Regions from separate parts of the Homo sapiens genome. Here region 1 is linked to region 2. Evidence: read pairs that join two places in POLR2A ChIA-PET (ENCODE). Cell type or tissue: IMR-90. All regions are shown on one strand. Links, peaks and the distances in the headings refer to the core of each region. The heading gives the core; the rest is flanking DNA. Region 1 has its middle 44 kb from the start of LINC00578. Region 2 overlaps LINC00578 (long intergenic non-protein coding RNA 578).

The links. ChIA-PET counts read pairs that join two places held together with the same protein. Peaks named below come from ENCODE experiments on the same cell type or tissue, not always from the same donor. Only the 100,000 strongest peaks of a DNase experiment are listed, where the experiment ranks them.
Region 1: POLR2A ChIA-PET joins it to region 2 with 12 read pairs; 4 of 35 experiments call an interaction of 5 or more read pairs at or near these places.

What each region holds. Positions count from the first base shown.
Region 1 is chr3:177,390,067-177,406,513 of GRCh38, forward strand. No RefSeq gene overlaps it. Among named protein-coding and RNA genes, the nearest start is that of LINC00578, 44 kb to the right of the region's middle. In IMR-90, for the core only: no CTCF peak of the experiment used is centred there; no DNase peak of the experiment used is centred there.
Region 2 is chr3:177,460,037-177,476,483 of GRCh38, forward strand. The region is part of intron 1 of LINC00578 (long intergenic non-protein coding RNA 578); the gene reads left to right. Among named protein-coding and RNA genes, the nearest start is that of LINC00578, 26 kb to the left of the region's middle. In IMR-90, for the core only: no CTCF peak of the experiment used is centred there; DNase peaks (open chromatin) are centred at 3,975 and 8,495; H3K27ac peaks cover 730 bases.

The DNA.
Region 1 (16,447 bases), core at 5,697-13,696, 68 kb before region 2:
AAGATCAGATAGTTGTAGATATGTGGCGTTATTTCTGAGGGCTCTGTTCTGTTCCATTGATCTATATCTCTGTTTTGGTACCAGTACCATGCTGTTTTGGTTACTGTAGCCTTGTAGTATAGTTTGAAGTCAGGTAGTGTGATGCCTCCAGCTTTGTTCTTTTGGCTTAGGATTGACTTGGCGATGCGGGCTCTTTTTTGGTTCCATATGAACTTTAAAGTAGTTTTTTCCAATTCTGTGAAGAAAGTCATTGGTAGCTTGATGGGGATGGCATTGAATCTGTAAATTACCTTGGGCAGTATGGCCATTTTCACGATATTGATTCTTCCTACCCATGAGCATGGAATGTTCTTCCATTTGTTTGTATCCTCTTTTATTTCCTTGAGCAGTGGTTTGTAGTTCTCCTTGAAGAGGTCCTTCACATCCCTTGTAAGTTGGATTCCTAGGTATTTTATTCTCTTTGAAGCAATTGTGAATGGGAGTTCACTCATGATTTGGCTCTCTGTTTGTATGTTGTTGGTGTATAAGAATGCTTGTGATTTTTGTACGTTGATTTTGTATCCTGAGACTTTGCTGAAGTTGCTTATCAGCTTAAGGAGATTTTGGGCTGAGACGATGGGGTTTTCTAGATATACAATCATGTCGTCTGCAAACAGGGACAATTTGACTTCCTCTTTTCCTAATTGAATGCCCTTTATTTCCTTCTCCTGCCTAATTGCCCTGGCCAGAACTTCCAACACTATGTTGAATAGGAGTGGTGAGAGAGGGCATCCCTGTCTTGTGCCAGTTTTCAAAGGGAATGCTTCCAGTTTTTGCCCATTCAGTATGATATTGGCTGTGGGTTTGTCATACATAGCTCTTATTATTTTGAAATACGTCCCATCAATACCTAATTTATTGAGAGTTTTTAGCATGAAGGGTTGTTGAATTTTGTCAAAGGCTTTTTCTGCATCTATTGAGATAATCATGTGGTTTTTGTCTTTGGCTCTGTTTATATGCTGGATTACATTTATTGATTTGCGTATATTGAACCAGCCTTGCATCCCAGGGATGAAGCCCACTTGATCATGGTGGATAAGCTTTTTGATGTGCTGCTGGATTCGGTTTGCCAGTATTTTATTGAGGATTTTTGCATCAATGTTCATCAAGGATATTGGTCTAAAATTCTCTTTTTTGGTTGTGTCTCTGCCCGGCTTTGGTATCAGAATGATGCTGGCCTCATAAAATGAGTTAGGGAGGATTCCCTCTTTTTCTATTGATTGGAATAGTTTCAGAAGGAATGGTACCAGTTCCTCCTTGTACCTCTGGTAGAATTCGGCTGTGAATCCATCTGGTCCTGGACTCTTTTTGGTTGGTAAACTATTGATTATTGCCACAATTTCAGCTCCTGTTATTGGTCTATTCAGAGATTCAACTTCTTCCTGGTTTAGTCTTGGGAGAGTGTATGTGTCGAGGAATGTATCCATTTCTTCTAGATTTTCTAGTTTATTTGCGTAGAGGTGTTTGTAGTATTCTCTGATGGTAGTTTGTATTTCTGTGGGATTGGTGGTGATATCCCCTTTATCATTTTTTATTGTGTCTATTTGATTCTTCTCTCTTTTTTTCTTTATTAGTCTTGCTAGCGGTCTATCAATTTTGTTGATCCTTTCAAAAAACCAGCTCCTGGATTCATTGATTTTTTGAAGGGTTTTTTGTGTCTCTATTTCCATCAGTTCTGCTCTGATTTTAGTTATTTCTTGCCTTCTGCTAGCTTTTGAATGTGTTTGCTCTTGCTTCTCTAGTTCTTTTAATTGTGATGTTAGGGTGTCAATTTTGGATCTTTCCTGCTTTCTCTTGTGGGCATTTAGTGCTATAAATTTCCCTCTACACACTGCTTTGAATGCGTCCCAGAGATTCTGGTATGTTGTGTCTTTGTTCTCGTTGGTTTCAAAGAACATCTTTATTTCTGCCTTCATTTCGTTATGTACCCAGTAGTCATTCAGGAGCAGGTTGTTCAGTTTCCATGTAGTTGAGCGGCTTTGAGTGAGATTCTTAATCCTGAGTTCTAGTTTGATTGCACTGTGGTCTGAGAGATAGTTTGTTATAATTTCTGTTCTTTTACATTTGCTGAGGAGAGCTTTACTTCCAACTATGTGGTCAATTTTGGAATAGGTGTGGTGTGGTGCTGAAAAAAATGTATATTCTGTTGATTTGGGGTGGAGAGTTCTGTAGATGTCTATTAGGTCCACTTGGTGCAGAGCTGAGTTCAATTCCTGGGTATCCTTGTTGACTTTCTGTCTCGTTGATCTGTCTAATGTTGACAGTGGGGTGTTAAAGTCTCCCATTATTAATGTGTGGGAGTCTAAGTCTCTTTGTAGGTCACTCAGGACTTGCTTTATGAATCTGGGTGCTCCTGTATTGGGTGCATATATATTTAGGATAGTTAGCTCCTCTTGTTGAATTGATCCCTTTACCATTATGTAATGGCCTTCTTTGTCTCTTTTGATCTTTGTTGGTTTAAAGTCTGTTTTATCAGAGACTAGGATTGCAACCCCTGCCTTTTTTTGTTTTCCATTTGCTTGGTAGATCTTCCTCCATCCTTTTATTTTGAGCCTATGTGTGTCTCTGTACGTGAGATGGGTTTCCTGAATACAGCACACTGATGGGTCTTGACTCTTTATCCAATTTGCCAGTCTGTGTCTTTTAACTGGAGCATTTAGTCCATTTACACTTAAAGTTAATATTGTTATGTGTGAATTTGATCCTGTCATTATGATGTTAGCTGGTGATTTTGCTCGTTAGTTGATGCAGTTTCTTCCTAGTCTCGATGGTCTTTACATTTTGGCATGATTTTGCAGCGGCTGGTACCGGTTGTTCCTTTCCATGTTTAGCGCTTCCTTCAGGAGCTCTTTTAGGGCAGGCCTGGTGGTGACAAAATCTCTCAGCATTTGCTTGTCTGTAAAGTATTTGATTTCTCCTTCACTTACGAAGCTTATTTTGGGTGGATATGAAATTCTGGGTTGAAAATTCTTTTCTTTAAGAATGTTGAATATTGGCCCCCACTCTCTTCTGGCTTGTAGGGTTTCTGCCGAGAGATCCGCTGTTAGTCTGATGGGCTTCCCTTTGAGGGTAACCCGACCTTTCTCTCTGGCTGCCCTTAACATTTTTTCCTTCATTTCAACTTTGGTGAATCTGACAATTATGTGTCTTGGAGTTGCTCTTCTCGAGGAGTATCTTTGTGGCGTTCTCTGTATTTCCGGAATCTGAACGTTGGCCTGCCTTGCTAGATTGGGGAAGTTCTCCTGGATAATATCCTGCAGAGTGTTTTCCAACTTGGTTCCATTCTCCGCATCACTTTCAGGTACACCAATCAGACGTAGATTTGGTCTTTTTCACATAGTCCCATATTTCTTGGAGGCTTTGCTCATTTCTTTTTATTCTTTTTCTCTAAACTTCCCTTCTCGCTTCATTTCATTCATTTCATCTTCCATTGCTGATACCCTTTCTTCCAGTTGATCGCATCGGCTCCTGAGGCTTCTGCATTCTTCACGTAGTTCTCGAGCCTTGGTTTTCAGCTCCATCAGCTCCTTTAAGCACTTCTCTGTATTGGTTATTCTAGTTATACATTCTTCTAAATTTTTTTCAAAGTTTTCAACTTCTTTGCCTTTGGTTTGAATGTCCTCCCGTAGCTCAGAGTAATTTGATCGTCTGAAGCCTTCTTCTCTCAGCTCGTCAAAGTCATTCTCCATCCAGCTTTGTTCCGTTGCTGGTGAGGAACTGCGTTCCTTTGGAGGAGGAGAGGCGCTCTGTATTTTAGAGTTTCCAGTTTTTCTGTTCTGTTTTTTCCCCATCTTTGTGGTTTTATCTACTTTTGGTCTTTGATGATGGTGATGTACAGATGGGTTTTCGGTGTGGATGTCCTTTCTGTTTGTTAGTTTTCCTTCTAACAGACAGGACCCTCAGCTGCAGGTCTGTTGGAATACCCTGCCGTGTGAGGTGTCAGAGTGCCCCTGCTGGGGGGTGCCTCCCAGTTAGGCTGCTCGGGGGTCAGGTGTCAGGGACCCACTTGAGGCAGTCTGCCCGTTCTCAGATCTCCAGCTGCGTGCTGGGAGAACCACTGCTCTCTTCAAAGCTGTCAGACAGGGACATTTAAGTCTGCAGAGGTTACTGCTGTCTTTTTGTTTGTCTGTGCCCTGCCCCCAGAGGTGGAGCCTACAGAGGCAGGCAGGCCTCCTTGAGCTGTGGTGGGCTCCACCCAGTTGGAGCTTCCTGGCTGCTTTGTTTACCTAAGCAAGCCTGGGCAATGGCGGGCGCCCCTCCTCCAGCCTCGCTGCCGCCTTGCAGTTTGATCTCAGACTGCTGTGCTAGCAATCAGCGAGACTCCGTGGGTGTAGGACCCTCCGAGCCAGGTGTGGCATATAGTCTCGTGGTGCGCTGTTTTTTAAGCCGGTCTGAAAAGCGCAATATTCGGGTGGGAGTGACCCGATTTTCCAGGTGCGTCCCTCACCCCTTTCTTTGACTCGGAAAGGGAACTCCCTGACCCCTTGCGCTTCCCAGGTGAGGCAATGCCTCGCCCTGCTTCGGCTCGCGCACGGTGCGCGCACCCACTGGCCTGCGCCCACTGTCTGGTACTCCCTAGTGAGATGAACCCGGTACCTCAGATGGAAATGCAGAAATCACCCGTCTTCTGCGTCGCTCACGCTGGGCTTTTTTTCTTTTTCAATACTGCTCCTTCTCTATACATTTCCCTCCCTCCCTCCCTCCCCTCCCCTCATTCCCCTCCCCACTTCTTTCCTTCCCTCCCTCCTTCCCTCCCTTCCTTCCTTCCTTCCTTCCTTTTTATTGAGACAGAGTCTTGCTCTGTCATCCAGGCTGGAGTGCAGTGGCGCAATCTCGACTCACTGCAACCTCCATCTCCCGGGTTCAAGGAATTCTCTTGCCTCAGCCTCCTGAGTAGCTGGGATTACAGGTGTGCGCCACCACGCCAGGCTAATTTTTTTGTATTTTCAGTAGATACAGGGTTTCACTATATTGGCCAGGCTGGTCTTGAACTCCTGACCTCAGGTGATCCGCCTGCCTCGGGCTCCCAAAGTGTTGGGATTACAGGCGTGAGTCACTGCGCCCTGTTATACATTTTTTTTCAACAACATATCACATTGTAGCCATCTCCCAGCCACCAAATGAATTATAAAAATACTAACTCTTCCAGATCTGGGTATACACGCCACCTGCTAGTATTTGGTTGGAGAGAAAATTTCTCAGCCTCTTTCTGTGTGGTGATAATGAATACACTCAGCATCCAGCACGTTTTTAGGCATCTTGAGGAGGAGAGCACACCCAGGGTCTGAAATGTCCTTAGAGCGTGAGAGTTTGGACTCAAGAGAGTCTAGAAAAATGCCCAAGTGCTACTTGCATGTGACAGCCAGGCAGATCTGAGTGTATTTATTCTGATAAACCTTAACCCTGAAAACTCAGAGGTAAGTTCTCAGTGTCTCAACAGAAAGAAATATGCAGCCTGGAAGGTAAACATGGAAGATAGAGTGCCTGCATGGAGAAGACACTAACCCAGGAAGATCGTGAGCTCCCCTTTGAATAAGATGTTCCTCCAGGGCAAAGATGACAAGGCTGTCCCTAATGCCTAGCTCACAGTATGTAGTGATCACAAGACCTGCTCAATAAATTTTTGTTGATGAAGCATTATCCATTGTTATATAGATCATCTGAAGCCATATCCTAAAAGGATATACAGTTGTCCCTTAGTATGGGGGAGGATTGGTTTCAGAGCCCCCCCAAACCATACTAAACTCCGAGAATGTTTACATAAAATGATGTAGTATTTGATATAACCTATGCTCACACTCTCACAGACATTAAATAATCTCTAGGTTAGGTATAATATCTAATACAATGTAAATGCTATGCAAGTAATTGTTATACTGTATTGTTTCTAAAGTATGTATTTTTTGTTATATTCTTATTTTTTATTTTTTTCAAGTATTTTCCATCTATAGTTGGTTAAATCTGTGGACACAAAACCAGTGGATATGGAGGGCTAATTACACTGACATAAAAAATAGATTACTCTAGATTTTAAAATTAAGGTATAGATTATGCCCAGCAAGGTTGATGCACAGGAGAAGCTTTGGAACTCAGAATACTTGCATAAAAACCTAGACACCATCTTTTATTTATTTTATTATTATTTTTTGAGATGGAGTCTCGCTCTGTCACCCAGGTTAGAGTGCAATGACACAATCTCGGCTCACTGCAACCTCTGCCTCCCGGGTTCAAGCGATTCTCCTGCCTCAGCCTCCTGAGTAGCTGGAACTACAGGCGCGCACCACCACACCCAGCTAATTCTTGTATTTTTAGTAGAAACGGGGTTTCACCATGTGGTCAGGCTGGTCTCGAACTCCTGACCTCGTGATCTGCTCGCCTTGGCCTCCCAAAATCCTGGGATTACAGGTGTGAGCCACCGCGCCCGGCCTGACACCCTCTTTTAAAGAGGCTCTAACAGCATGGAGGAAAATGCAGCATGGCTTTATTAATAGTTAGTGAAATGGCAGGGCATACACTCTGTAGAATAGCTCCATATGGTGAGAGCAGAAGACTACATCTTTTATTACCCCACCTTCAAAACCGAAAACCTTGTAGTGAAGAGCTGCCAACAGCACACTGCAAAATGACAAAAGCCCCATAGCACAATGAACTGCTAGATTGTATTACGCTCTGCACATAGAGCAGGAAAATCCCACTTATCATGTAATCATACACACGTGTTATCCCATGTGTGTGAAGCTCAGCCTACAGCCTGAGATTCCACAGCTAAAATCAAAGGGAACAGGGCATATGTCTGAAGGCAGGAAAGGCAAATACAAAGAGAGCCACGATTTCTCATAAACCAGTCATAAAAGGTCATTTTCCTTATCAAACCAATTAATCTATTTAGCTCAACTGATTCTTTGAGACAGTAAAAATTGCTTACGTATCTTGCAAGCACTGAGGAAAGGATCAGCTTTTCTTTTAAAATCAAGAGTGTTAAGATCATTGCAGATATATGACATTCTTGTTGAAATGTTTTTTGTTTTGAAAGCTATACATGGTAATTGTAGAAATAATTAGAAAATAAAGACAAGAGTTTTTAAGAAATGCCAGTATTTCTTCCCCTAAAAGACAGTAACTTTTAACATTTTGGTGAATATATTTGTGGACCCACAACAATGGGCTGATGCCACGAATATTGTTTTATACTTTTTTCCACTTATAAAGATATTGTGAACAATTCTCCATGATAATATGTATTTTTAAATTAATTAAATTACATACAGAAAAGTATGCATATTGTATCATATCAAGGCATAATTTAACATCATTTTAAAGGTATGGTATTTCATTTCTGGGAATACATCGTAATTTATTTAACTAGTGTATGTATGCATGTATTTATTTATTTTTTGAGACGGAGTCTCTCTCTGTCACCCAGGCTAGAGTGCAGTGGCATGGTCTTGGCTCACTGCAACCTCCACCTCCCGGATTCAAGTGATTCTCCTGTCTTAGCCTCCCAAGTAGCTGGGGCTACAGGCACGCACCACCGCGTCTGGCTAATTTTTGTATTTTTAGTAGAGGCGAAGTTGCACCATGTTGGCCAGGCTGATCTTGAACTTCTCCTGACCTCAGGTGATCTGCCTGCCTTGGCCTCCCAAATTATTTTGTTTTTAGAAATACAAGGTTTCCCTACATCTCCCTTCACTATTATAAAAAAATGCAAAAGAATATCAATGGACATATTGTATATCTTTGCACATATCCCTAAATTATGTCCTTAGGATTACTATTAAAATTGGAATTACTGGTTAAATGAGATGATTTTTTCTAAAGCTTTGCCATATAGCTTTCTGGAATAGTCATACCTGGCTATGCTCCTACCCTCAGTGCACGAGCTTATATGAAGAAAGGGAGGTTGTGTCATTTACAAGTTGCAAAGAGTTTTCTTTCTCTGGAAAGCATGTGTATTTCTTTAAGCATGAATTGCATGAATAAGTCCTTTGGCCTTTTTTTTTTTTTTTTCTACTGGGATGTCTTTGTTTGTGTTGCTATAAAGGAATACCCGAGGCTGGGTAATTCATAAAGAAAAGAGGTTTATTTGGCTCAGGTTCTGCGGGCTGTACAAAAAGCATGGCACCAGTATTTGCTTCTGGCAAGGGCCTCAGGCTGCTTCCACTCATGGCCGAAGGGAAAGGGGAGCTAGAGTGTGCAGAGGTCACAGGGGAGAGCAGAAGCAGGAGAGAGGGGAGGGAGGTGTCAGGCTCTTTTTACAAACCAGTTCTGGATGGAACTAAGAGAGTGAGAGTTCATTTCCGTGAGGACAGCACCAGGACGTTCATGAGGGATCTGTTCCTGTGACCCAAGCATTTCCCATGAGGCCCCACCTCCAACACTGGGGATCACATTTCAACATAAGACTTGGCGGGGCCAAACAAACCGTATCTAACCCATAGCATGGGATATTCGTCTTTTCTTTTCAATTACAATATCTTCTTACGTCATAATGAATTAATCTTTTATCTGACTTATGTGAAGGAATTTTTCTTATTTTATCATTTGCCTTTGAAATATTTATGTATATTTGTGTGTGTGCAGTTGATCCTCATTATTTATGAATTCTGTATTTGCGAATTTACTCACCAAAATTTATTTCTAACTCTATATCAATATTTGTTGCACTTTTTGGTTATGTGTGGACATGCACAGAGCTGTAAAAAATGTGTGTTGCTTGACATGCGTGTTCCCAGATGAAGCAGAACAAGGTTGCTTTACCTTCCTGTTTAATCTGTCATATGGGAAACATGGGGCTTTTTTTCCTCGTCTGTTTAGTGCCACATTTTCCACGTTTGTGCTTTTTGTTGGTGCTTTCATTGTTTCAAATAGCCCCTAAGCATAGTGCTGAAGCGATGTCTTGTGTTCCCAAGCTCGAGAAGGCTGTGATGAGCCTTGTGTTAGATAAGCTTCATTCAGGCATGCATTATTGTGCTGTTGGTCATTAGTTAAATGTTAGTGAATCAACAACATGTAATAAATAAGGTGTCTTTAGACAGAAGCACACATAAAACAAAGTTAAGTATCAATTGGTTGATTAAAATGTTGGGATCCGGCCGGGTATGGTGGCTCACACTTGTAATCCCAGCACTTTGGGAGGCCGAGGTGGGCCGATCACGAGGTCAGGAGATCGAGATCATCCTGGCTAACACGGTGAAACCCCGTCTCTATTAAAAATACAAAAAATTAGTCAGGTGTGGTGGTGGGCGCCTGTAGTCCCAGCTACTCGGGAGGCTGAGGCAGGAGAATGGAGTGAACCCAGGAGGCAGAGCTTGCAGTGAGCCAAGATTGCACCACTGCACTCCAGCCTAGGCGACAGAGTGAGACTCCGTCTCAAAAAAAAAAAAAAAAAAAAGTTGGGATCTGAGGCTTGCAGGAACCCAGCCCTCTATTTTCCTGGGAGCAATGGTTCAATATCACCAATTCAGTGTTCACACATGACTAATGTGAATAATGAGAATCAACTGTATATATATTTTTTCTTCACAGGTAGACATTTACATTTTTTATCTAGACACGTATTTCTTTTTTTAAAATAGATTATGCCTTGGTGATGTGCTTAGTATTGTAAAAACATTTATATTCTAGTCTTCATATTTTCCATGTTGGGGGACCTCTGCTCTAGTGACACCCCTGGACTCTCACTGGACCACCCACTTACCTGAGTGGTGACTTTGGGAACAGAAACAGACCCTTTAACCCTTCTCGAATCTGCCCCCTTCCTGAAAATAGCACATATCCTCTGATCCTTACATTTTATAGGGCACACCTCTTCCCCCAAGGTAAAGGCCTGGAAGTTGAGTACTGCCTGTAATCAAGAAAGTCAACTTTTGAAGTACAGTATTAGCAGGTCCACGGCCATTGCTGACTTAATAACTTAAGAGTATTGCTGAAGCTATAATCTCTAATACCTGCTTTATCAGTGATAATGTTCATTTTCTCACTGACTCCAGGGTTGAGCTCTCAGTTGGTTACAAACTAAGGCAGGAAAAGAAAGCATGTTCTTGTAGTAGCTATCTTTACTTAAAAATTTCTTTTTCACATTAAAAATGTTATTTATATTCACATATGAATATTTATTATTATTACTATTATTATTTCTTGAGACAGAATTTCACTCTCGTCACCCACGCTGGAGTGCAATGGAGTGATCTCAGCTCACTGCAACCTCTGCCTTCCAGGTTCAAGAGATTATCTTTCCTCAGCCTCCCAAGTAGCTGGGATTACAGGCATCCACCACCACACCCAGCTAATTTTCATGTTTTTAGTAGAGACGGGGTTTCTCCATGTTGGCCAGGCTGGTCTCAAACTTGTGACCTCAGGTGATCCGCCCACTTTGGCCTCCCAAAGTGCTGGGATAACAGGCACGAACCACCATGCCTGGCCACACATATGACTTTTTTTTTTTTTTTTTTTTTTTTTGAGATGGAGTTTTGCTCTTGTTGCCCAGGCTGGAGTGCAATGGTGCGATCTCGGCTCGCCGAAACCTCCGCCTCCCGGATTCAAGCGATTCTCCTGCCTCAGCCTCCTGAGTAGCTGGGAATACAGGCATGTGCATCCAAGCCCGGCTAATTTTGTATTTTTAGTAGAGACCAGGTTTCTCCTGTTGATCAGGCTAGTCTCAAACTCCCAACCTTAGGCGATCCACCCTCCTTGGCCTCCCAAAGTGCTGGGATTACAGGTGTGAGCCACTGCCGGCCACACCACCTGGCCACATATGAATATTTATAGTTCTTCTTTGACTTACTTGTTTTTTTATCTCTTAATTCTTTGTTTCAGAGTAGCTAATGTTGCTGTTGGATTTCTGTTTTTATATAAGGCACTGACACTCAAAAAAAGGGAGCAGGCTCTGTTAGCCCCTCAGGTTATCTGTGGTTTGGGGGGCAGTTCTTCCCTTGTTCCTACCAGCCTTGCTTTCTGGGGTCTGAGCCTAAATCTTATTTACCTTGACTTGTTATCTGATAAAAATTTTAGTCTTGATTCTCGCACTGTTTGACGCTCAGCCTGTTGCAGCATGGCCTCCACCTCTCATTCTCACTGAATTTTTTCTTTGCAAGTTATGTCCCTGGCTCTTCTTTTCTGTATCACTACCCCTGGGATATTAGGTGTTTGACTCAGAGGTGAGCTAAAGTGTAGTGACTCTGTCCAGACTTAATCTTAGAGCTCCAGAGCTTCACATTATTTTCCCCCTAAATTCTATCACCCATAAACAGTCAAAGATACTTGGAGTTGCCATGTACTGCAATGGCCTTGTACGTATCATGGGTCTCTCAGCTTGGTGACACCAGTCCAGGCTATATGAAGAACTTTTGTTGTTATTTAAGAACATAGTATATACTGTTATTCTTTTAAATTCATCATCCATAGAAAGACAGAATGCTATTATGGGAAGAGTCTTTGAATAAGATAGAACTGGATTCAGATCCTGCTTTTCCTGCTTTACCAGCTGTGTAACCTGCTATGTTGACCTTTAAGACTGAGTTTCCTCATCTATAAAATAGTGAAAATAGTAAGCATTCTCTCAGAAAATGAGAGAATTTTTGTAGGGTACCTAGCACAATGCTTGGAGATGACAGAAGATTGATACCTGTTGGTTAAATATGTTTTTTTATTCTGTTGCCTTCTCTTCTACATTGGGCGAGATTTCAGCTCTAATCTTTTAGCACATTCATAGAATAAATAATTTCAAAGTATTTTTCATGCATAATCTGGTAAATTACTCTGTTTTATTCTGTTCTTCTACAAACCACCAAAAGGAACGAGCAAATCAGGGACACTTCCAGGGGACATGACTCTTCCAAGGGTTCCCTTAGAAATAGTTGGTCCCTAATCATCTGACCACAGAAGGTGTGTGATCTCATGTCATCAACTCTCAGTTCTGATTGACTTTGCTCAGGGTTCTCATTTGTTCTGCGGATCATTCTCTACTCACATTCTTTACCTTTATCCACTCGAGCATTATGCCTGGTAAATAGCTGTTTTTTAAAAAAGTTAAAGTTTAATTTCATTGTTACATTTTAATTGACATAATAATTCTGCATATTTCTGAGGTATGGTGTAGTATTTTGATACATGTATACAATATGTGTAATGATGAAAGCAGGGTAATTAGCATTTATCACCTCAAATATTGATCATTTCTTTGTGTTGGGAACATTCAAATGATCTCTTCCTGTTTGATGAGTTTGGATGCATTCAGGGTAGTATCATTTCTTCCAGCTATTTGAAAGAAATAGCTTTTGAGACACAGTTTAGGAAGCATCTTTATCCAGCCGTTCGTTCTTTCCCCTCTCAGATAGAGTGAGCGCTTGTTTCTTTGTGCCCCCTTTGCGCCCATCCAAGTGTCTCACATGGAACCTGCTATTCTCTAAAGGCCTTATTTGTTACTATGATCTTTTCTTCCATTCTGTGGTCCAAAGCCAAGCACAGCATTTGGTATACAGTAGGTGTTTTATAAATATCTGTTGAAGGTAAGAGTGGTGAATTAATGAATAGTGGAAGACAGAGAGTCATTGAAATGAAGGTCATTGCCACAGACGATGGCCCACATGCTGTTTTCAGAGTGTCACAGCATGCCAAATGGGGCCTTCCAATGAGGGCTTGAATACCTACTTCCTCAGTTTTCTGTTGAGATAATTATTCGGCTGGGTAAGGTTGAAAGGTGATTGGAATATTTGTTAGGGAACCAAAATGCTTCAGCCAGAAATTCAGACGGCTCCTTGTCTTCATAAACTGCTTGGGATAAATAAGCCTAGTTTGTGTAATTCACACTAAGCCTTGGTGTGGGGGGGCAAATGGGTGTATGACCTCATGTGTACATTTCCCCTTGGCATATTTTAATGAATATAACTCAGTTTATTGAAAAGGCTTTAGAAACAAAAATATTTCTTTAATTGAAAATTAAAACCCCTAATATATTTTCTTATTGCTTTGTATAGGTAAGATGTTCATCATTTTAATGATCTGTCTTATTTTAAAATTAAGGGAAGCAACTGATTGAGTAAATAAACTGGGAAGAAGAGACAAGTCTTTCTCACAGTATGATTCCTAGATATTCACCCTTCCAAAGAATATGTATAAATACTTTCTTTTCCAGGATGGTCTTGACCCTCACCCCTCTTAAATGTGGGCTAGACTGAGTGACTCTCTTCCAAAGAATAAATAAAAGAAAGGGAAAAATAGTAAACTTACAGTAAGAAACTTGGCAAACACTACTTTAACCAAAGATGAAGATTAATGTCACCAGTGACATCATATGGATATTACATACCTCTTGATAAGAAGTGATGAGGGCTGGGCGTGGTAGCACATGCCTGTAATCCCAGCACTTTGGGAGGCTGAGGTGGGAGGATCACGAGGTGAAGAAATGGAGACCATCCTGGCCAACATGGTGAAACCCCGTCTCTACTAAAAATACAAAAAATTAGCTGGGTGTGGTGGTGCATGCCTGTAATTCTAGCTACTGGGGAGGCTGAGGCAGAAGCATTGCTTGAACCCAGGAGGCAGAGGTTGCAGTGAGTTGAGGTTGTGCTGCTGCACTCCAGCCTGGTGACAGAGCAAGACTCTGTCTCAAAAAAGAAAAAAAAAAGTGATGAGAAGGGCACTTCCCTCTGTGACTCTTTCTAAATACCCATAACCCTATTCTATTCATAAGAAAAACAACAGCCAGTTGCAGATTGGAGGACATTCTACAGAACACCTTACCAGTACTCAAGACAGTAAAAGTCATGACAAACAAGGAAAGGCTGAGAAACTGCCACAGACCAGGGGACACATGGAACTCAATGGCATGTCCATAGGTTGGATCCTGGAATAGAAAGAGGATCATTATGTAAAGACTAGTGGAATCCAAATAAAGTCTGGAGTGTAGTTAATGGGAATCTATCAATGTCAGTTTCTTAGTTTTTTTTTTTTTTCTTTTTTCTCTTTTTTTGACACGGAGTCTGGCTCTGTCACCCAGGATGGAGTGCAGTGGCGCGATCTCAGTTCACTGCAACCTCCGCCTCCTGAGTTCAAGTGATTCTCCTGCCTCAGCCTCCTGAATAGCTGGGATTACAGGCACCCGCCACCACACATGGCTAATTTTTTTGTATTTTTAATAGAGATGGGGTTTCTCCATGTTGGACAGGCTGGTCTCGAGCTCCTGACCTCGGGTGATACACCTGCCTTGGCATCCCAAAGTGCTGGGATTACAGGCATGAGCCGCCACTCCCAGCCAATTTCTTAGTTTTGACAACTGTACTATAGTAATGTAAGGTATAAAAAAATGGGAAAACTGGATGAGGGGGTATATGAGAACTTTCTGTGCTACCTTTGCAGCTTTTCTGTAAATCTATAATTATTGCAAAATAAAGAATTTATTTTAGAAAATAAGGGAAGCAGATGTCTTACACTTTGTTTCTTTTTTAAACCCATGGTCAAATGATAGAAAAACCTTTAGAGGCAGGCAGGAAAAAATGAGTCTTTGTGGATTGCTTTGTACTGGGGAATGCATTCAGTCTTACAAATTGAGTCCTATTCTATTATACCAAAAACTATCCAAGAGAAAAGCACTCAATTACAAAAAAAAAAAAAAGTTAAGAGAAAATGAATATTTTGCAGGTCATGTAATGTATACTGGCATGTTTATAAGATAAAGGTAAATTTCTTTTGCATGGTAAAGCTCAACAATACAAGAATTGGTGGATCTTTCCCACTTTTAAAAGCATCTTCATCTTGCTTTTTTTTTTTTGAAGCTACAATTATTTATTTTCTGGATTTAACAATCAAGGCTTTGGTAATCTGTGGGGACAATGGGTTAATTAACCCCTTTATTTTCAACAAGTACAATCTATTTTTTGGCAAGAATTAATGTTTTATATTCAATGTAGAAGAAAAGGAATGGTGGACAGTTCTCTAGCAATTTTCTAAGGCTAGAGGAGAGAGGTGAATTTCCTTGTGCACAGACGGAAAATACTCTTAGCTCAAATCACCATTCCAGAGATGTGATTAGGCAGAGAATGAAATTTTACAATATTTACCTCTTTGATTTTTTCATTTGCAGTCTAGCATCAGCTCAGTGTACGTATCAGTTTTCATCCTTAAATGTGCATGAAACCAAACCAGGGGTTTTGCAGAGTTCTAATTGCTGTATGATTTGATGTTACTGTGCAGTGAAGCTGTGCTAGTTAATTGTTTTCCTGACTGAATTTCCATCTCCCCCCAACATCCTCCCCCATTGTGCCTGAAGGAGCCTATAAAGCTAAAAACAAACACACAAAAATCTCTCAGAAGAGCATCTTTCATTTTCAGAAGTGTCATTTGCAATGGGTAGCAGCCTAGTCATAATACGGGCAATAATGATGACAGATAATTGTAATCCTTAAGTGGTTTCAGCTTATGGTTATTAGGGGAGGGAGCAAAGTGAGGATGGGTGAGCGGGAGAAAAATATAGTTCACTCTGCCTTAATTGTCTTTTTTAGCATTTCCAACAATAGAATGAAAAAGTCACCTCTTTGCATTTCCTGCTAGGTTGTGTTCTAGTTTTGATATAAGGATTTGAATTATAGTCCACTGGTACATTGTGTGATAGGTCACATGGTTATTGGAGGAAAAATCATGGAAACAAACTAGATATTTGATTAACCACTTTAGATAATGATCGATCTCTAGGGCTTCCTGTACACTGTCTTTTTCACGCTAACCAACAGCTCAGGCGATAGATAAACAATAGCCTTCTGTAATAAATAATTGCATTACACAATGCTAGTTAAATTTAGAAATCACTATTTTATTGCATTTTTCACTCATAAAGCATAGTGTCAAATAGTAATTGAGATTGAGTTAAAGTCTCCTAATGCTTTGCTTCAAAATCTAATCCAGGAATCGTTTCTCTCTGAAGACCTATAGAAAGAGATCCCATGGGTAATAATGGATGACTGAAGAAGACAAGGATGGGAAGGTGGGGAAGGGAGAGAAAAGGAAAAAGGTCTAAATGAGATTGGAGGGGAGGGAGGGAGTTCAGAGAAAATAAAAAGCTTGATGTGGCAGCTTGCCTCTTTCGAATCCCAGTAAACCATTTTAATGGAAATGGGTGGTAGGCAAGGAAGAGCTCGATTGGAAAAGGCTAGGAAGCAGGCCCTGTGTCCTCAGGAGAGCAAACTGTCTTAGACAATAAGATGGGAGATTTATTACAAAGAAACGAAATGTGCTGCTTCCCTCTCCCTGGTGTTTCTAAAGCCCTTAGCTTGACAGGAGAATGTAGGCTCCATCTAGTTCTAGTGGCTTCAGGAACATCACTGGCTGCTTTGAGACTGTCTACTTGCTTTGAATCAATTATCTTCCTGCCCCCATACCCAAGGATAAGCTGTATCCCCCCATTCCTTAGGTAATT
Region 2 (16,447 bases), core at 3,973-11,972:
ATTGGCAAGTCTAATGACATTTTTGAATGCAGGAACCACTTTTTCCAGTGATTTGCTTCCCTGTGCGAGGTCTCCGTTCACCCTTGCACCACTTCAGCAAAATGCTGAACACATAGTAGATGCCCCATTGTGTTTTAATTAGATGCCACATACTCAGGCAGGATTCGCCAGTCGTGGTCCTTGAATGTAGAGATTTCAGAGGTGGGAGGAGGGGAAGGAAGAAGGTAGTTTTGTTTACGTTTGCAGCAGAGGCGACTGAGAAGAGGGAAACACTTTTATTTCCCTTGTGGACTGGCCGTTCACTTTGCTGTAGCAGCTGCTAATGGAAAATAATAAAACCCATTTTCATCAGGCAGTATCTGGAACACTTACAGGTCAATTGAGTGCTCAAAACAGATTGTTACAGAACACATTATTAGTTCGTCATCAGCATCCACTCTGGTCAGGGGATTTTTACCATTGGAAATTGAATTTATAGGTCATGGTTTGTTATGATTCCTGAAAATCATCAAATTTTTGTAATCTAGTGGAAGCATATAGCCAATTATTATAAATGAACATACATCTTTTCATTTGTTAAAATCACAAAGGTAGCAAATTAAGCTGTGGAAGAATTCTACAGCAGCTGCAAAAATATGACTTCACTAATTCTAAACCTATGTTATGCTTATTAATTGTTCCAAACTGAAAAATTTGGTCCCAGTTTCATAATAAATCCCATCCTATAATACAATGCCAGGAGGTAATGCCAACACTATTTTTGTAAAGCACCGAAACCCAAGCATGAGATGAAATTCAAGGGTGTTTTTCTGTTTGCTATCATTCTCGTATATGAATGTGCTGTTTTAAAATGATCCTTTCCAAATGCAGAGTTAAATGAAGTTAGCTGGACTTTTTTTTTCGAGACGGAGGTTTGCTCTTGTTGCCCAGGCTGGAGTGCAATGATGCAATCTCAGCTCACTGCAACCTCCGACTCCCAGGTTCAAGCAATTCTCCTGCCTCAGCCCAGCTATTTGGGATTACAGGTGCCCTCCACCATGTCCAGCTAATTTTTTGTATTTTTAGTAGAGATGGGGTTTCACCATGTTGGCCAGGCTGGTCTCAAACTCTTGACCTCAGGTGATCCACCTTCCTCAGCCTCCCAAAGTGCTGGGATTACAGGCGTGAGACACCGTGCCCAGCTAGCTGGACTTTTAAAACACAATACCCATGGTGGGGATTGAATGGTCTGGTGGAAAGAACCCTGCCCTGGGCGTAGGGTGCTAATTTTGTCATTTGCTAACTGTGGGACCTCGGGCAAGCTATAGCACTGCCTGGGCCTCAGTTTCCTCCTCTGCAACATGAGGAATTTGGATTAGATGTTTTCTTAGAACACTTTCCTGTATGTTTACAAAATATTCGTTCTTGTTTCTTTCGAATTACATAAATATATGTTTATGGTGGAGAACTCCCAAAATAAAAATAAGCAAAAAAGAGAAAGTGAAACTCATGTATAATGCTACAACCCAGAGATACACACTATTAACATTATGATGTCTGTTCTTCCAGTTCACTCGTGTGTATACCTATGTACATTTAAGTATACACATACCATTCTATATATACGTCATTTTGCAACCTAATTCTTTTCACTTAAAATTGGACCATTGGACCACTCTATATATACGTCATTTTGCAACCTAATTTTTTTCACTTAAAAATAGTGCAAGTATTATTCTCTAATGTGATTTTTTTTTCAAATAGAATCCCATTGTATGAATAGGTCATTAATTTCTCTAATTCCCTATGAATGGATTACTTGGTATTTTTCAGTCTCTTGCAATTTTTCACAATGTTTGAATAAAAACTAATATGGCTAAATCTCTAAACATTTCCAAATTCTTGTCTTAGGGCAAATTGCCAGAAACAGAATTGCTGGGTTACAAGGTATGCGTGCTTCTTAAAGATTTAATGTCTATTGCTAAATTCACATAAAATTTAAATTATGTGTTACGCTTTTTTGTCTCTGGAGATAATTAATCACATTCAGAGTCAGGAATCCTGAGTGTGATACTCCCTTATAATAAGATATGGCTGGGTGCATTTATACACATACACTTTTATCCGTGAACTGTTTTGATATTGTGCTGTTTTGTGATAACTCAGAAGAATTGCAGTACACATTTATGTGGCTATCTTTCTGCTTTCCTCCCAGGGAATGTTGTTAGAGAAAGAAAACAAAATCGCTACATGTTTCTGAGTTTGCAGAGAATTTTAAACCGATTCTCTAAGACTCTTTCTAGCTTTTATAATTTAAGTTGGTGTTTGTTTTATCTCAACACACTTATTGAGTTTCTACTACATGATTAGTAATGAGGCCTGTGGCATGAAGAAGCATGATGTTTGGGAAGAAGAGTTATGCAGCAATGGTAAGCGTACATTGTCAGAGGCAAGCTGTATAGCGTCGGCAATCATGCTCCAAGGATGTCTGGCTGACCTATAGAATAAGGAGATGGGGAATTCAATGAGGTCTGGGAAGATACTGTGTTAGCTGGAACTCTTTGATTAGCACCTAGAGAAAACCACCTCAAATTAACTTAGCAAATAGGGTTACATTTATTGACTCATATAATCAGGCCCTAGAGAGGCCGGGGTTGGAGCAGGGCATGACTGAAGCAGGAGCTTTCTTCCTTTTTTTTTTTGTCTTCTGTTTTCTTCATTCTCTCGGAATTTTCTAAGCTGGTGGCTGGAATTAAGGCTCTTAGCTGCTTATGCTTACATCTTTAAAGCCTTAAGTCCAGAGGGAAAAAAGTCATTCTCTCAGCTCCAGTTTGAAAAAGCCTAAGACATCACTCTGGTTGGCCTGTCTGGGGTGATGGACCCACCACATGGAACAGGTATTGGGCCAAGGAGGAAAACCATGATAGGCCAGCTTGTGGCAATCCCAGGACGGGGGTATTTCCTTAAGAAGAGGGAAAAGGGTGCTGGACAGAAAAAAAACATGAATGCTTAAGATGGGCAAGATTTCTATAGGCAAAAAAGGAATTTAGCAGAGGGTGTACCAGTAGCAGGTGATTAAAATTATGCATTGAATACATAAATGAATGAAAGGGCATGAGTAGCAGTGGAAAAGAAAGTATCCTCCTTGATTACTAGGAGTCTACATTAATTATTTCTTTTCATCTCCATGAAACCTCTCTGATACGTAGGTTCCCATTTTTCAGATAAGCAAAGTGGAGAGGATGAATTAACGTCCGTCATTACTCTGCTAATGGGATGCGTGCTTATAAAGTCACTATTAGCTAGGCATGGTGGTATGCACCTACAGTCCCAGCTACTTGGGAGGATGAGGTGGGAGAATTTCTTAAACCCAGGAGGTCAAGGCTGCAGTGAAAACAAACCCAATTTTCCTCCTCACCAAATACACAATAAATTGTTGGCACATTTTGTTGGCTATGTCAGGGCAAATGGCCAGAGAGATCATTGCCAGGTGCCGTAGCAGGTGTCTGGCCCCTTATTACCCATGGTATTCCAGGGCAGCACGCTTCCATCTAGCAGGGTTGGGAATCCATCTCTGTGGGGAGAACTAGATTCTGGGAGCAGCAGCCCATCTTCTAGCAAGATCAGGGGCTGGGATTTTATTTTATTTCTTCTTACTTTTTTGAGACAGGGAGGGCCTCACTCTGTTGCCCAGGCTAGAGTGCAGTGGTACAATCATAACAGTCACAGATAGTGTTTTGGTTAAAAATCAAAACAGAACAAAGTAAACTACAACAAAACCACATTCATCTATAGCCAAAAAAGAGTTTGAGAATAATTGAATTTTTCTTTGGGTTTCCAGAATGCCTCAAAGAGGAATCCTCAACTTTTTGTGATCTCCCCCACTTTTCTTGCCCTGTACTGGCTTGAGCTCCAAGCATCTCATCAGCCCCAGCCCTAGCTCGTGGGCCTCTATTTTCATCTCCCGGCCCCATCATGACTCTGCATTCCAAAGCCCGAAGTCACTGGTCTCAAAGAGATAGACTTTCCTTGGATTTAAGGGGAAAGAAGACTAGGAAGAAGCTGTTTCAATGAGTGAGTTGGGGGAGGCTGTGCAAATTCCTGCATTATTAATTTCGTTACAACCTACTTGACCTACTTTTGAGTGGCGCTATGATTCTGACTCAGATCTCGCTCTCAGATCTGTGTGTTTTGCCCCTCACCATTCTACCTGGGGAGAGCAGTGAAATAACTTGGAAAAAGACTGAGGTTTTCTCTTATTATCCCAGGTTCTGACTTCTTGATTTCTACTATCCTAAAACTTATATGTAACACCTATCACATAATTAATCACCGAATGATGTGTAATAATAGCCCGATTCTCTCATTATTTCCCGTGTTTGACTTAGGTCAACACAGCACATCACTATTCCCTCCCTCTCAGGTACCCTTTTCCTGCTTTGTCCTCTGGTGAATGCCTGCTCATCCCTCAGAGCCCAGCTGATGTGTTTTCTTCTCTGCTATGCCTTCTCTAGGGCTTTGCAGGATTCTGTGAACATATTTTTAGTGTCAGCTTATCACAGTGTGTTGTAATTGTTGTTTACCCATTTGCCAACCCCAGGAAAGTTTGAGTTTCTCTAGGGCAGGGGCCATGCCTTGTCCATCTATTCTCCCTCCAGTGCCCAGCATGGCTTCTGTCACTTAGTAGGTGCTCAATAAACATTTTTTAAATGAGTAAAAAACATGAATGACTTGGTTTTTCCTGTGTGTAGCAGAGGGCTATGCACTGAACAGGATGCTGAGTAGTATGAACTGATTGATTGATTGATGTGAGAGTAGGAGGGAGACACCGTAAGTCCTGGAAAAGGGAATGGCATTATGAAATTCATGTTTCAGGAGAATGGATGTGGCAGTAAGATCTGTTACTTGAGACTTTCAGACCTTGGAATAATTGCCTGTGTTTTGACATTCTTCTGTAACGTTGGGGAAATAAATGGAACTAATGGGAAAAAAACTCTTCTAGGACATTCTCAGATGTAGCTAATATTGACTCAGCAAAACAAGACTTCGGAAAGGATCCTGGCACATTTCCTTGCTCCCCAAGGTTCTGGGAGTAATTTCCTTGTGCGTGGTCTCCCTTCTGCTTTCTACGTTTACCCACAGTTGTTAGTGCTCTCCACAACTCAAGTAAGATTTAGAATAGGATCTGATCTTCCTTATATTTACCACTCTACCAATTTTTCTTCATAGGAAATTGGATCTTGTACGATTGGCTCACATTTGATGTATAAGATTTTCAACCACCCCGTAAGGACTTAACTTGTTATTCAAGAATGAAATATTCTCTGGTCTACAGGACTCATATTTGGAATCTCCAAACCCGGATTGCTACTGCCTGGATCAGCCCAGCACAAGTCCTGCCAACCTCTGTCTTGGCATGCGCTTGAGTTCTGTGTGTTCTCACATGAAAGCAGAGTTTATAGATGTTCAAACAGAGAGAGCTGAGAGTCAGTGATGCTAAATGGTTACTTAAGGTCACACAGCTCTAGGAGAAAGCCCCAGATCTTAAAAACACATTTCAGGAGAATCTGGAAAGAGGAAGACCATTTAGAAAATGGTGAGGTTGGAATTATTTAGGACCATTTATAACTAAGGAGGGAGTGTGCTCCACATGTGCTGAATGACACTAAGCCACTGACATAATTTGAGAAATTTCTGGGACTTAAAAATTTTTGTTTCATGACATACAGAAAGGTAACAGAATCAACTTTCTGTTGGGCAGGAATTTAAGATGTAGTTGGTTCCATGTAAGTGGCTGTAATTTCCACAGTTTTGAGTTAGGCCCTTCTGGTGTTTTGTAGCTGGGTATCGCTACCTGCAACTGCACAGCCTTCTGTAGATTAAAACATTAATATGAACCATTCATGATCTTGAGTTCCAATTTTAAATTTCATTTGTCTGAGTACTAATTTATAAAGATGAAAAAAATTCAATGTGGGTAATCCAGCTTTTCATTATGTATTAGTTGCATGCTGGGAAAGAAAGATACAGCAAAGACCCTGCCCTCAAGGAACTCACAGTTAGAGGAAGGGCGAGAAACCTCATCAGTCATGGTGGTGACAGAAACATGGAAGTAGTCCACCCTAGAAACCTGGGAAGTGATACCTTATGTGTTGAAGGATGTGTTAAGAATGACTTGAATTAAAGAAAGATGCAAAGAATACAGCATGGACAAGAACACTGAGTTGTAAACAGATGTTATTTCAATATGAGTCATCAACCAAATTAACATCGGCGGAGATATTTTCTCTATCTCAGAGTAGAAGTTTTAGTGCATTTCTAATTACATATTTTACATGTTTGTGAAGACCAGTTTTTCCCATTTTTAGATCTCTGGTTGACTTTGCTGTTGCTCTTCCTGGTTCCCTTCCTTAACGTCTGCTGTTCATATTTAGATGTGCACTATCATTTGGATTTCAACAAGGAAAAAGATAAAGATTACATCGATTAAATTATCATCCTGAAAAAGACGCTTAAGGAGGCAGTTTGGTTCACAGATTCATGTAAATCCAATGCATGGAAATGATGTACAACAATCTCTCATGTGAAAAGTCAATTGGAAAGTGATAAAGTTCAGGCTTTGCCCCTGGTATTTAGTTATTTGAATTTTGTGGCAAAACTCCCCCAAACTCATATTCTAGTAAGTTGAGTGTGACTATTTTAATACTAGCAGTCACAATTTTAGGGAGACTCAAGAATTTTGGATTCAGAGAGGTGTGCGTTTTAACTCACTGCTGTGTTTTATTTATTTATTTATTTATTTATTTATTTATTTATTTATTTATTTATTTTTGCGACAGAGTCTGTCTGTGTCGCCCAGGCTGGAGTGCAGTGGCGCCATCTCAGCTCACTGCAACCTCCACAACCAGGGTTCAAGTAATTCTCCTGCCTCAGCCTCACAAGTAGCTGGGACTACAGGTGTGCGCCACCATGCCCAGCTAATTTTTTTTGTATTTTTAGTAGATACGGGGTTTCACCAAGTTGGCCAGGATGGTCTTGATCTCCTGACCTCGTGATCTGCCCACCTTGGCCTCCCAAAGTGGTGGGATTACAGACGTGAGCCACTGCACCCGGTCACTCACTGCTGTTTTTACTTTGAGCTAGTAACTTAACTTCTTTGAGCTTCAATTTCTCCATTCACAGAATGGAAGAGAAATATCCAAGTGCTATTTTGGGATAAAATAAAAAACATTTAGTAATGCTAAGTACAGGACCTGGAACATAGTAGGTGCTGAATAAATAACTGTTATTATTATTATTTTGCTACCTTCATTCCCTCCACAATATCATATTGCCTGGGGATTCAATATGTGACATTCAGAGTCCAACTTCATAGTCTGAGGTGCAAATTAACTGCCAGAGTGATTGAGAGCGTAAAAGATCAGCTCCTCTATTTGTCAGTAGGAGTACAAAGTCTAGAAGTCCAATTGGCCTTCTGCAACTCCTTCCCTGTTATACACTCAGAGAGCTCCTGAGTTTCTTGGGGAGAGTCTAGTCCAGCTCTGCTCTGTTGTGATGTGCTGTGCTGGTGGTTGTGAATGACAGTGAATGCTAGCATGAATAAATTGAGTGTGAAGTGGAGATGGTGAATGCGGTTCCCAGCTCTTAAGGTGGCAGTAGCTGTTTGGGTGGTATTGCCCCTACACCAGCTTTCACACTTTTGTTGGCTACCAGTTCCTTAGTGTACCTGGCACTTCTCTCACCAAAGAAGAGAGGGGAACAACCAACCAAACAAACCCAATTTTACTCCTCACCAAATACACAATAAATTGTTGGCACATTTTGTTGGCTATGTCAGGGCAAATGGCCAGAGAGATCATTGCCAGGTGCCGTAGCAGGTGTCTGGCCCCTTATTACCCATAGTATTCCAGGGCAGCACGCTTCCATCTAGCAGGGTTGGGAATCCATCTCTGCGGGGAGAACTAGATTCTGGGAGCAGCAGCCCATCTTCTAGCAAGATCAGGGGCTGGGATTTTATTTTATTTCTTCTTACTTTTTTGAGACAGGGAGGGCCTCACTCTGTTGCCCAGGCTAGAGTGCAGCGGTACAATCATAACTCACTGCAGCCTTGACCTCCTGGGTTTAAGAAATTCTCCCACCTCATCTTCCCAAGTAGCTGGGACTATAGGTGCATACCACCATGCCTAGCTAATATTTAATTTTTTCTTTTTTTGTAGAGATTGGGTCTTACTGTGTTGCCCAGGCTGGTCTTCTTGAACTCCTGGCCTCAAGCAATCTTCCTGCCTCAGCCTCCCAAAACACTGGCATTACAGGCATGAACCACTGTATCCATCTCTAAGGGCTGGGATTTGATAGCAAAATGATCTGGCAGGATCTTGCCTCCATGCCTATCCTGTCAGCCAAGTGTTTGTGATTGCAGAAGCATTAGTGCCTTTCTTGGCAGCATTAGGGGGCTGGGGTCCAACCTTGAGGTTGTGGTTGGTGTGATACAGTGAGCTTATGGCATGATTCACCACCACAGTGTTCATGGCTGGGGAAGCATTTGTCCCTTCCCTGGTGTAATTGGTGTGGGTGAGGCTGGGGGCCAAGTCTTGCAACTAACTGGAATTGAATGCCTTGCATACTTAGCAGTGGCTGGTTTCCATGGATATTTGCAGGAGACCCATTCCTTTTTGGAAGACAGACTATAGAGAGTGACCAGAGACAAGGTAATCCTTATCAGTGAAATACTGATCGACTATTGATGTTACAGTTTAATATGAAAACTAGAATTGCTTTCTTCTACTTTGTTAGCCATTAATATAAATTTATTTATTTTTTCCACTTTAAACAACAAAGTAATTGAGGGCTGCAGGAGTTTGGCATCTGATCCTGTTTCTTGGGCTTGTAGTAGGACCTTGTTATCTGCAGTGGTAATGAGTCTGACCTTAATCCATAACACCCTTGATAAAGATGTAGAGAAGCAAGTCCCTGTGGACTTCCATGTAGTTGTTTGTTCATTCATTCATAAAACTTATGCTTACTCATGATCTGCTGATTACATGGAGCAGACTAATGGAAAAACACTACTTGGGGGATTAATAGCTTGCTCAGAAAGGAAGATGAGCCTGTGGTATAACCAATGTAATAAATGCTGCAGCAGGAGTAATTGCGAAGTTCTCTTGAACTATAGAGGTGGGAGTAATTAACTTGGCCCTGAATAACTGGGGAGAATTTCACAGTGGGTATGCTATTCAAGTCAGGTCTTGAAATGGGAACAAGAGCTTCCCTGGTGGAGTAGAGGTGGAAGGACTTTCCAAGTAGGGAGCATCACTTGTGCAAAGGCCTGGGGGTGGGAGGACCATGACTTATTCACGAAGTGGCAAAAAACCAGTAGGGCTGGAATCTAGGTTTGAGGCTGGTGGTGGTGGGGGTGTGTGTGAGAAGAAAAATAAGGGCCCGTCTGTGACTAGGAATGTGGGAAAATCTGTAGAGTGGAGAGAATATTTAGGGGTGGGGGAGGGGTGTCCCACTATAGGCGGGAATTCAGAAGTCTGCTTTTCTAAGACAGGATTTCCCCAAATATGTCCCATGGAGCACTAGCCCCTGAGATATTCTTGGACTGAGAGACTTGCAGACAAACAAGTATGGGAAACGCTGCACTATATATATCTCTCTATATATTCACATATATGCAACAATATTATAGAAGCTCTGACAAGTCATGTAGGAAAAAAATCTGTTTAACTCTGTTTGACCTCATATTTTACCAACTCATTTGACCATGATTTGATTTTGTGTTATGAGGTACTTGCTAATATCCCAGAGAATTAGCATCCTTCGTTTCACGTATGGGAACGTTATTCTAGGGATATGTAAACTCAGAAAGTAGATCTGGAAGGGGGAGAAGACAAGTTGGCCCCATATTTTGTTAGCTAAGGTCCCAAGAGGCCACTGTCTATGAAAGCTCTGGGCTGTTGATTAATGAGGACACCGAAGGCAGATACCCGGAAGAAGTAGAGACAGGTCTTTAGCACTTGGGAGCAATATTGAGGACCCAGCCACAGAGGGGGTGGTTTTTGGGGGTGTGCACCCAGCCCTAGAGCGCTAGACAGTGGCATACTGATACATTAAGGTCAGAGTAGACTCTTAAGAGAAGCCTGAAATGAAAAACAATTTTTTAAAGAAGACTGGGTTGGGAACAGTTTACATGAGACCTCATGCGTTCTTGCAAAGTCTCTAGCCCTGTGGGGTGGGGGTAGGGTGTGGATGGATGCTAAAGGGGATTTCATTTCCAGAAGCTCAGAGAATGAGATCATCAAGCACATCCAGTCTCATTCTCTCTCCTCAACTCACTCCCTTCTGTTGCCCTCAGGACATATTCCTGTCCTTAATGTGGCTTATAAAGTCCTTCTTTTTCCATTCCCTGCTGCTAGCTCCAGTGTCTTGTTTGAAATTCTCACCCGCCCCATGCTCCAGAACCCCTTGCTGTCCACCAACAATGCCGCCCTCTGTCTTGTGCTGTTAGAAGCTACCTCCTTTCAAATGCTTATGATGCATTAGGTTCTGTGCTAAACACTTGACATAAATTACTTACGTATAGTGTTTACAGTAATCCTATAACGTAGAGGTGCCACTTAGCAATGTATTTGGGATAAATTATAGAAATATCCCACTCACAGTGGCTTAAACAAATATGGGTAATTTCTCCCAGATATGAAGAAGCCAGAGGGAGGCAGCTGTCGAATTCATTCTCGGTGATGCCCCTACAGGCCCCAGACTGTAGCTTTCACTCCATCTTCCTTCACTGTTTGATGATTGTCTTCGTGTTTTGACCTCATGGTTGCAAAGTGGGTGCTGTACCTCTAGGCATTGTGCTGACATTTCACTTTACCTAGAGTGTGTGAACAAAGCCTTCCCAGAACCCCTCAACTGTTTCTGTTTTTGTCTCATTGGCAAGAGCTATGGCCCATAAATTTCCCAGCGGAAGAGAAGCTGGGAAATTGGGGATTTAGCTTCCTACTCTTTATAGTTGAGGGAGGCAAGGATGAAATGGATTGGAAATGGGTATTAGGGTAGCCAACCCTCAGGGCCTGCTTGATAGGCATTGTTATTCCCATATTAGAAGACAAAGCTGCTCAGGAGGCTAAATTAACTGGCTTGGAGTCTCATGGCTGCCAAGTGTCAGAGGCAGATTCCAAGCTGACTCCTGGCTCCACAGCCTATGGTGGTTTCACTGTTTCACATAGGCCCCTTCTCAAATTCTCAAAGTTCACCTCAACCTCTGTTTACTGAGCATCTACTACATCTAAAGCTCCCTATTGGTGTCACATATGGATACACAGATGAGGAAAACATTGTTCCTGCCCTCAGGAAGTGAATCACCTTGATGGAGGGAGACAGCTATGCACATTGCCAGTTTAAGGTAGTTTTTTTTTTTTTTTTTAAGACATTGTCTCGCTCTGTCACCCAGGCTGGAGTGCAGTGGCGCGATCATGGTTCGCTACGACCTTCGCCTCCTGGGTTCAGGCGATTCTCGTGCCTCAGCCTCCAGAGTAGCTGGGATTACAGGTGGGCGGCACCATGCCTGGCTGATTTTTGCATTTTTAGCAGAGATGGAGTTTCACCATGTTGGCCAGGCTGGTCTCGAACTCCTGACCTTAGGCGATCCACCCATCTCGGCCTCCCAAAGTGCTGCGATTACAGGGATGAGCCACTGCACCTGGTCATGAGGTAGATTTTAATGGTTAACATCACTGGGGCACAGACAGTAAGTTGTGGGTATTCTGGGGGGAAAGAGAGGAATTCTGCCTGGGGGATTCAAGAAGCCTCCCTGGAGAAGGAGAGTTTTATCTGGGTCACCTGTATGTAGATGTTTCTTTCATAAACATTGTGGTGGTTAGTTTCTGTTTCATTAAACCTAAGGTAAGTTTAACGTATTTTGTTCTGGGTCATCTCAGGCATTGTTTATGGAGGAAGCTAATGCAGAGATATAATCTTTGAAAGTAAATCAACTGACCATGTTTCTGTTCTTATTTTAATATCTCCATAAAAACCGTAATCTTGTACTTTAAACCAAAATTTGTCTAGTCTATGAAATTAAAATTCATGAAGTAAAACATTCCCGAACAGTAATAAACACAAGGCAATTTAAAATAAGCATAACCCATTATATATTTTCCTAAACAAGTTTAAGTGTCAGGTTGCATTGCATAAAGAAAAGTTTTTATATTCCAATTACACAAAGGAATAAAATGACAAAGGAACCATTTTTAACCCCGACACAAAAGACAATACCATGTATTGTTCTTTCAGTGGGAGAAAAATTAGTTACAATAGATTTGAGAGAAAGTGAAGTGAGAATGATTTTAATTATAGATCTTAGCCCCCCCCAAAAAAAAAAAAAAAAGAAAGCCCTCAAAAGATAAAGGGGCAAAGGGCATGATCAGAATGTTCACAGAAGAGGGAAAAACAAATGGCAAAAGGCATGTAAAAAAATGGAAAGCAATAGAGAAATGCAGAGAAAAATGATGCAGACATCATTTTCTCTCTGTTAAATTAGCAAAGAATTTTAAAAGGATAAATCTATGGCAAGAATTTGGTGAGATGGCAATTTCATAAGATTGTTGTAGGACTGTAAAGTAATATAATCTTACTGGGAAGCAATTTAATGGTATATATCAAGAAACTCAAAACATTGATACGATTTAATCCAGTAATTCCACACTTAGAAATAATTTGACATGTTAAAAAGATATATACACGAAGATATTTATTTCGGAATTATTTATCATAATATAAACATGAAAATTTAAACATTTATTAATAGGGGATTGGTCAAGCACATTATAGTATTAATATATTATAAGACACAATGATCTCATCATTACGAAAAACATTTTGAAAACCTAATGATATGAGGCAATCCTAACATGATGTTAAATGTATAAATAGTGCAATTGCAACTGTAAAAAAACATTTAATAGGAAAAGTCTGGAAGGAAACATCAAAATGTAAGTTTTTGTTGGGCTTTGGCATTTGGAAAAGTTTATTTTTTTAAATCGTTTTTTGTACCTTTTACATTTTCTTTATTGAGTACATGTGATGTTCATGAGAAAAAAGAATGATAATAAGTATGACCCCTGAATCTGCCCGGTGACATTGAATGCCCTTTGTTGCGTCTCTGAGACATCAGCCTTGCAGCTGAGCCTTGTGGCTGGATGACAATCCTGAGCTTGACGTTTAGAAGCTTTCTCTTGGGGAGGCAATGGCTGCTTCAATTCATCGCAGTCCTCGGCCAGCACAAGATCGTTGAAGAAATCCCCACAGGATTGCAGTATTTGAAGGGCAAGGCAAGGCAAGGAAGCTATGACTGAGACATCTCAAGTTTCCCATTGTGGTCAGGTTGCAGGCTGCCCCCATTCTGGCTTAGCAATGGGGCAGAGCTGTCAGCTGTGTGCTTGGAATACAAACGTGCTGTTCAGGAAGACAACTTTACAGAGCATCAGCACCTACATCTGGAGGGCTTTATCATCTCTGTGTGACAGCCATGGCGTCCACCAGCTGACCAACTCTAGGGTAGCTGTGAGCAGGCTGTAAACCCTAGGGAAGTTTGTGATAGTCCTGGAGATGAGGCAGGATAACAAGCCAACGATAGGCAGGATTGACTGCCCTAGTTTAGTGTCTAATTGTGGTGCTTCTCTAAATTACATAAACTCTCTTTTCTTGATAGGACTCGGTTTATTTCATCCATGGAGTCTATCTAGGCAGTTATAATAATAATGATAGTCACTCAGCACATATGCTGGGCCGTTCACCTACGGTATCTCATTTAATTGAATCTTTGCTAATATCCTTTGAGGTTGGTGTCATTGTCCTCATTTTATAGATGGGAAACTGACTTAAATCTCACCAAATTATGGGAGAGCAGATCCAGGATTCAAAGTCAAGTCACTCTACTTCCAAAGCCCATAATGTCTGTAACCAGAACACGAATGTTTCCCCCAGTTTAGTCATTTTAGTGTTCACTACCTTCACCAAAGCCATGCACCATCTAAATGCTACATAATATTTAATATTATAATATTATTAATATATTACAATATTATTATATATATTATTTAATATAATAATATTACATATTTTTAAGTCAATTTATTTTTTTCCAGTTAAAAAAATTACCCTAATCCTAAACAATAATTGATGTGAAATCATGAGTTTAATGTACTCGTTGTGTTTTTTCTAATATGTACAGTAAAAAAAGCTAGAAAAAATGTAAAAGGTTTGATCCCTGTATTTTCTAAAATACTTGCAATACCAGGCGATATGTACTGCACTTTGGGAAACTACATTATGGGGTCTCTTTGACTATGTTATCTCTTGGTGGGAATATTGTTATGGCAATTCCTGCATTAGAGAAGGAACTGACTTACACAGTCTTTAAGGATAACAATAACATCAATAATCTAATGATACTCTACTCTTGCCAATCCAGAGATTCTCTCATGATTTTATAGTTTCCATGAACAACTGATATTTTGGGGGCTTATTATTGCTGGATGCTCTTACTAGTATGCCAATGATATCTGTAGAGAGTTCATATGTTTCTATTTTTCTGTAGCATCCCTCTTATGGTGGTAGAGGTAACAGGAAATTAAACAGTTTCTCTTCACTAATGGTCATATCTTTCTGCCCTTGGTAGACTCTAACTGGCTGTAATTGCTTCTTTTTGATGTATCTATCCCAAGGCAAATGGTTGCTCCTAAGAGCGTCATCTTTTCCTCCTGTTTTCCATTCTAAGCCCAGTGTCCCACATGTGCTGCTCCCAGGCACAGGCACTGCTGCACGGGGCTCCCCAGCTCAAAGGTCAAGCACATCAGGCTTTGAGAGATCAGAGCAATGGGGCTGGCTCTTCCATGGGCATCTCACAGAATGCCTGTGTAATATAATTTGCAGCGTCAGTGTTGTGGAGCAGCTTTGGGGACCTCCTAGGACCACTTTATTTTGCTTAGCAGTGTGAGACCTAGCTGGATGGCTGAATGCTGTCAGTCGTGCATTTGGCCGTAAAACATTTATCCGATATAAAGTGTCACAGGGAAAAGTTAACATTGCTTCACCCCGTGCCATAAATGGATGACACTTTCAGGATTGTGGCGCTAAAGACAGAGAGTCTGAGAAAAACTGGAAAGCAGCAAGCTTGCCTCATGAACAGAACACTCAGCTAGGGATTAGCAGGCCTTGGTTCTCATCCCAGCTCTGCCAGCTGTGTGACTGCAGGAAGGTCCCATGTTTTCTGGGCTTCTGTTTCCTCATCTATAATGATATCTGCCTCACAGAACTCCCGAGAGGTACCTCGAGCGTGCAACAGCACGTTGTCAATTAGAACATTTCTGCTGAGGTCGTTGCTATGATGCATCCTCATATAAAACGAGGGAGCCACAGCAGTGAACTTTGGACTTTTCCAAGCTCTAGAACGCTGACTCCGGGGAGCAGGCAGAGGAACAGAGGGGTCTGAGCACATCACACAGGCATATTTGGTTAGCTGTGCAAACAAGATGGATGACAGTGTCCTCTGTTTCTATTAAGCTTCAAAACTTATTTGGGAGATATGGATTTGGGAGCTGCACTGAGGCAGAAACAGAAGAGAGAGAAATGAAGAAATATTAACAATAATCCAGACATCCTTACTCTGAGGCATAGTTGAAGGGAATCAGTGTGGCCCAGGAAGGGTAATAGCACCAGGGATAACCACCAAATATCTTGTTCATTGGCCAAAAAAACGACGACGACGACAACAACAATGACAACAAAACACAACCCAAGATGTGTTGAAAAATAGAGTGGCTAAACCCAATTATTGCATTACTGTGTTTTCTGGCGAGATGGCAATAAAGAGTTGTGTGACCTCTATACATGGTCATCTTTTACAGAGTGATTTAGTTGTTTTTTTTTTTTTTTTTTGAGATGGAGTCTTGCTCCATTACCCAGGCTGGAGTGCAGTGGTGCAATCTCAGCTTACTGTAGCCTCTGCCTCCCAAGTTCAAGTGATTCTCCTGTCTCAGCCTCCCGAGTAGCTGGGATTACAGGCATGCGCCACCACACCAGGCTAATTTTGTATTTTTAGTAGAGATGGGGTTTCTCCATGTTGACCAGGCTGGTCTCGAACTCCTGACCTCAGGTAATCCACCTGCCTCGGCCTCCCAAAGTGCTGGGATTACAGGCGTGAGCCACCGTGCCTGGCCCAGAGTAATTTAGTTCTGTTATCATGTTAACTCCCAACAGCCCCCAAATTTAGGAAATGATTTTAACAATACTGTGATTTTTCTAGTAATAGCTCTGTGCAAAGCATTTTAAGAGGGAAATTGTCTTTAATCCTTATAGCAGTGCCATGGAATAGATAGTATCACCTCCTTTGTACTGAGGAGAACACAGAGCAGGGTGGTTCAGCCATGTTCCCGAGGCTGACTGCTTAACAAACAGCAGAGCAAGG